2 separate regions of the Homo sapiens genome follow, and region 2 is linked to region 1. The links are chromatin loops, found by intact Hi-C in ENCODE. Cell type or tissue: endothelial cell of umbilical vein. All regions are shown on one strand. Links, peaks and the distances in the headings refer to the core of each region. The heading gives the core; the rest is flanking DNA. Region 1 overlaps LOC124904479 (a long non-coding RNA gene). Region 2 overlaps NR5A2 (nuclear receptor subfamily 5 group A member 2).

The links. A loop is a pair of places that touch in the nucleus more often than their neighbours do. Peaks named below come from ENCODE experiments on the same cell type or tissue, not always from the same donor. Only the 100,000 strongest peaks of a DNase experiment are listed, where the experiment ranks them.
Region 2: a loop joins it to region 1, with 2.1 times the contacts of the local background. A loop is called at or near these places in 4 of 110 quality-filtered maps.

Annotation. Positions count from the first base shown.
Region 1 is chr1:200,241,460-200,244,384 of GRCh38, forward strand. It overlaps LOC124904479 (a long non-coding RNA gene), which reads right to left. Exons shown (of 2, transcript XR_007066782.1): 1 at 1,925-2,925; 2 at 179-1,811. Among named protein-coding and RNA genes, the nearest start is that of LINC00862, 130 kb to the right of the region's middle. In endothelial cell of umbilical vein, for the core only: no CTCF peak of the experiment used is centred there; a DNase peak (open chromatin) is centred at 1,282; H3K27ac peaks cover 800 bases.
Region 2 is chr1:200,152,952-200,155,876 of GRCh38, forward strand. The region is part of intron 7 of NR5A2 (nuclear receptor subfamily 5 group A member 2); the gene reads left to right. Among named protein-coding and RNA genes, the nearest start is that of NR5A2, 130 kb to the left of the region's middle. RefSeq lists an enhancer at 655-724. In endothelial cell of umbilical vein, for the core only: no CTCF peak of the experiment used is centred there; DNase peaks (open chromatin) are centred at 550 and 1,390.

The DNA.
Region 1 (2,925 bases), core at 273-2,772:
AATAGAGATCAATCCACTTTTACTGAGCTCATAAGGAGCCCACATCAATCTTTCTTTGAGGACATACATATCATCAGTAAAATTCAGCTGTGTATCATGGCATATGACATTATTCAATATCCATCTTGATCTTAAAACAAAAGTTCATTTCTGGTGAAAATAAGGCCAACAAATCATATTTTCTTAAACGTTTGAGTTTAATCATTTATGAGATCACGTCTCTTTAAAAAGTCTTCATGGTAATAAAAAAGTATGGTAACAACAAAAATGACAACAAATGATATACGATTATTTTGGGGGTGTGTAAAATTTAACACAAATGTAACATAAAATTGAGTTAAAATGATGTTTATATAGAAAATAATTATTTTAATTAATGAGCTTGCATGTATGAGGGTCTATTTTGTTATACTATGATTTGTAGAGCAAATTAATAAATAGTATTCTTTTAGTATTTACTTATTCGTTTAGCTATGTTATGCCAAGAGGAATTGGTAGTGATTAATAAAGAGGGACAGTTTTTGTAGATTCTTCTTTAACCATAAATAAGCTGGACACCTTTTATATGAGTATTGTTATTAATGGCAACAACAAATCTTTAACAATGTAGGCAGTGTGTCTGGAATTTGTAAAAGAGATGCCATAAAGAGGTCAAAGGAAGAAGACAGAAAAAGTGTGGGTTTATCGCTCATGTATATTAATCCCCAATAAGACAGGATCTGATATCGCAGCATCTTAGAGGAAGAAAACAAAACCATTACTGCGTAAACATCCCCAGTGAGGAGCCAACGAGACTCAGAGGCCCTGTCTGCAGAAGCAGATAGCGGTCACCCACCCATCCATCCATCCATGACACACCCCCATCAGAGAAGAGGGTCTGCTTTGTGTTTATTGGGTCTGGAGCTGAGGCTGCAATAGATGACCAATATAACAGAATGGGGGCAAATCACTTAAAATGTCTGAAATTGCATGACTAGTTGACATTATGCAATTTCCTAACTTACTATTCAACTTCACTTTCCACTAGGTGCTGAGAGCATGAGCATATAAGCAACAGGAGTTTTTAAAAGGCCGCTCTTCAATGCAGACAGAGCTAAGCACCTCAGTAGTGACACAATATAAACTTCACTACATGAAATCCTGGAAGTTGATGTAAACAGCTTTTAATAGCAGTGAACATTTGTTCGCTTTGTTTAGACCATCTGGATGTTCCATTGTGTTCAGTTCAACACTGACTGCCGCCGGGTGACAGTTGATATATGTTAAGTACAAGCAAAGTGCCTCAGCCCACTCTGGGGACCTTAACGAGAACTTTTCAGTGTTTTGTGGATTATTCTGTCAGATCGCAGCCGAGTCGCCTGCATCCTTTATGGCTACATGCCAAAGTCCTCCGGCTTTTTTATCAAAGGAGAGTTTTGCTTTTACTGTTTGAAAGGTTAGGAAAACTATGCCAAAGTTCTTCCAGGCAGCTTGGAGAGCACGAGCTGACAGGAATGATTTCCAATATGGAGGAGAGAATAAAGAGGACCTTGGATCCTAAGAGAAGCCAGGCTTTGCTTGTTTAATATGCAACATGTCTGACAAACAAGCCATTAAAACACCACCAAAGAAAATCTGCCCGATAAACATATAAAGCGGTTAGTTTTCTGAAGAGGAGAGATTATTCCTTAAAAGCACAATCTCCTCCACCCGCACGAACCACTGTGTGGTGTGCAATTGTGCATACGTATGTTTACTTTCTAATGCAAAGAAGCCTCCGCGTGCTTATCCTGATGTTGCACGAAGCAGAATCATTCAAGTGAAAAATGCCACTGCAAAAAGAGAACGAAACAGATCAACATTACTTTGTATAAAGATTACACAAGCACAGTTGGCGCCCTGCAGAGCAAAGAAAGGGCTTAAAAATCTGCCCTGACTCACTTACCAGCCAGTTTGGCTTTATTGGAACATCTGCGAAATGCTAAATTTGCACTTCTGGAGCTCTTCGAACCCACTGCTGTTGCTGCTGCTTGGTGAAACACAGATGAGGCATGATGGAGCTGGGATCGCTTGAGATACAATTATATTTCTGACTTCTTTTTTTTTTTTTTTTACTACATCATTTAAAAATGATTTAATAAATGCAATTTTACCTCACTACAGAAAACATAGAAACTAGATGATGTCCAAGTTGAGTATCCCTTATGTGAAATATTTGGGACAAGAGGTGTTGTAGGATTTCGGATTCTTTTGGATTTTGGAATATTTCATATACATAATGAGATATCTTGGGGATGGGACCCAAGTCTAAACACAAAATTCATTTATATTTCACATACACTTTATACAGATAGCCTGAAGGTAATTTTATACAATATTTTTAATACTTTTGTGCATAAAACAAAGTTTTGATTGCAACCTGTCACATAAGGTCAGGTGTGAAATTTCCTAGTTGCAGCATCAGGTCAGTGCTCAAAAAGTTTCGGATTTTGGAGGATTTTGAATTTCAGGTTTTCTGATTCAGAATGCTCAACCTGTATCATAACAACTTGATCTCAGATTCTTGTTCATGCTGGAAACATAATGATACCTCTTGTGTTTGGTGTCCTGCCAGATCTCAATGAAAAGTCGAAATGAAGGGGAGAAAGTTTATGTATAGGTGAAATCTATGATTGATATAACTCTGGGTACCATGATTTAGATAACATTTGGTTCTAACAAGTACCACAATCGTCACCCTTTCCTTCTTTATCTTAGGTGGCACGAAACAGGTAAGGAAAAGCCTGTAGGAAAGGGGGAAACGTTGAGAACCAGATAGACTAATCTATGAAATGGGGATACTAATATCCCATCATAGATTTCATCTAAGGATTAAACGAGACAGTGCATGCAAAGATGCCTGCTACAGTGAATTGTTTCAACAAATGGTTATTGATCAAAATTGGT
Region 2 (2,925 bases), core at 227-2,726, 89 kb before region 1:
GGAAGATCCTCTTTTCCCCAGCAAACCAGGTAGCAATGACATCTGCAAGGTTAGCCTTTCTATTTGCCAGTGTCCCTGACAATTAAAACAGTGAAAATAATTCATGCATTGCCAATCTTAATTACACTCTTGCTTTCGTTTATTCCTTTTGCTACTTTCCTGGCTGGTGTTTTGCATGTTACTTATATGCAGTAGTACTTATCTAAAGCCTACTTTAGAGTAGTTGTCCTTACAAGAAATGGAAGTCTAAGTAGAGTGGAATAGCATTTGGATGATTACAGATTCTCTGTGAATTCAGCTAACACTTTCCTCAAGGTAGCACTCATGCTCCTGTTAAAAGTACATTCTTTCCACATGCTTTTTTCACATAGTTAAAAAGAAATCCTTCCATGACATACTGAACCCTAATACCAAATAAGCTGGTGCTTCCCCTGAGCCACATAGGAGAATGTTGGCTCTGAGAATGTCGCAGCATCCCTGCACTGCTGTGATGTGCAGTCAACAGAGGGTACGAGCTCTGGCAGAAAACCCAGAACAGGATATTATGCACAGTAGGGGCTTTCCAACCCAGCTGTTCCAAGCCCTATAGGGTCAAAATGATGGGGAAATCCAGAATGACAGTAATTATGCCATCAACCTTACGGCTCCCTGCCAGAGAGGTTGCTGGTTAGACATCTATACATCTAGTAGCTGTTTAATACATTTTTTAAAACAGGTATAGTGAAAGAATGCATTTTAAGCAGGAATTGAAAATGTACTAAGAATGAGACAATAATGTATGAGCAAGTACTTACTTTGTTTCTTACTTTAGGTAAGAAAAAATAAAAGGAAGGAGGAAAGGTATGGAGGGGGAGATAGAGGGATGGAGGGAAAAGAAAAGGAAAGAGAAGTAGATAGAAAATCAAACACAGATGAAAGCAAAGACAATTATGATTATAATTATTTCATTCCCTAATCATGTAAGATTTGAATTTTCTAATTAAGAAAAAAGAACAAAATTAGTTCATATGTCAAAAAGAGGATTCTAAAATTGCACTGACATAAATGTTATTCTGTGATTCAGTTGCATTCTTAAATTGGTGTGTTATTTATGCAAATTATGGTAAGAAAAATAATTTTGGATATTTTTGTTTTACAAATATATTTTTCACTTTCACCACATTATTTCCAGAAGTATCTTTCCTTCCACAGGGGTTCCCTGTCTGCTCTTGCTTCCTCCAGCTCCTCAATATATGTACCTTTCAGGGTTGTTTCAGCAGTCCTGAAGTTGTGTGTGTGTGTAAGCATGATTAAGAGTACTTTTGTGGGAGTGTGCTATTGCCAGCCTCACAGATGGTGTTATTTCCTGTGTTAGACTTCCTACTTACTGATAGCTGGGCTCACACTTGACATCCTCTCTTAACTGCCTCTAGACCAAAACATGCAAAGTCTTGCAGTGTGGGAGGGAACCTGTGGCTGTGCATTGGGTTCAGTTGATAACAATAATCACCAGCCCTGATGAGTCACCAGAGAGCAATGGGGTGATACTCAAGTACCAGAGAGATGGTGGTGGTCTCTGGTGGCCCCACCACTGTCCACCACTTGCAAGTAGATAAACTGGTCATTAAAGGAGCTGTGGAGAGCCAGATGCAGTGGCACATGCCTGTAGCCCCAGCTACTGCAGAGGCTGAGGCAGGAGGAACACACAAGGCCAAGAGTTTGAATCTGACCTGGGCAACATAGTGAGACCCCTATCTTTAAAAATAAAGAAATAAGTAAATTTTTAAAAAGAAAGGCATTATGAGAGTTTCAGCAGAACATTTAGGAAGGGTCTTCTAGAGATAATGATGGACAAGTCAGTAAGCTGCTTGTTCACACACTAATGTCCAGTTCATGTTGACTGCTATCTACCCACGTCTTCTCTTCTGGCACCTGCCTTAGTGGCTGGAAGCTCTCTCAGAAGCTTAAAAAGATGCTTTTATTTTACCTACCCAACAAGGTTTCTACGCATTCCAGCCTCCAAGGAGGGGTGGTTCCCCTTTGTGAACTGAGATTTAGGAATATCTATGTTTACAACTCCGGGACTAAGATTCAATAAAGCTTCAGGAGGGTGGAAGTGCAGCTTGTGAGGGCAAAACTTTAGAATCCAGTGGACTTCTTAAGGTCATCTGAACAGTGAGAGTAAGTACTAGGCTCTTATCCCACTTCCACCACCAACCAATGCAGAAGTGGGATTAAGATTGATAATCCTGAGATAGCATTAAATGTTTTGATACAGGCATGCAATCCATAATAATCACATCAGATAAACAGTTGTTCTGTGCACACAATCTAACATTTATGCATTTTTTCTTTAAAAAACCTTTCTGCATCCAAATGGCACATTCATTAAGTTTAAAATGAAGCACAAAAGATAGAGATAAAATGAAGCAACTCTATAATTATATAAATTATAAATCTTACTGTAATAATTATACAGTAGACTTGGAGAAAGACAGGCCTTTCAAGAATTGGTTTTTAGAGATGTGTCTAATGCCTTAAAGAAGTGTTTGCTTTAAAATCTTGAAAAAGCCTCATGTAGAAGTGAGATGTTGTAAAGTCATCATTGGCTTTGGCCACTGCCAGGTCGACTACCAGTTTGCTATTTGTGATGTATTTCACTATTTTGGAACTTACAAAGCTATTCCTGATTTCCTTCTGTTAATGGAGGATTAATGACAATGCTGAATCCACAGATAATAATAAAAAAATTTTTTTTTTTTTTGGACAGTCTCACTCTGTCACCCAGGCTGGAGTGCAATGGTGCGATCTTGGCTCACTGCAACCTCCACCTTTTGGGTTCAAGCGATTCTCCTGCCTCAGCCTCCCAAGTAGCTGGGATTGCAGGTGCCAGCCACCATGCCCAGCTAATTTTTGTATTTTTAGTAGAGACGGGGTTCCGCCATG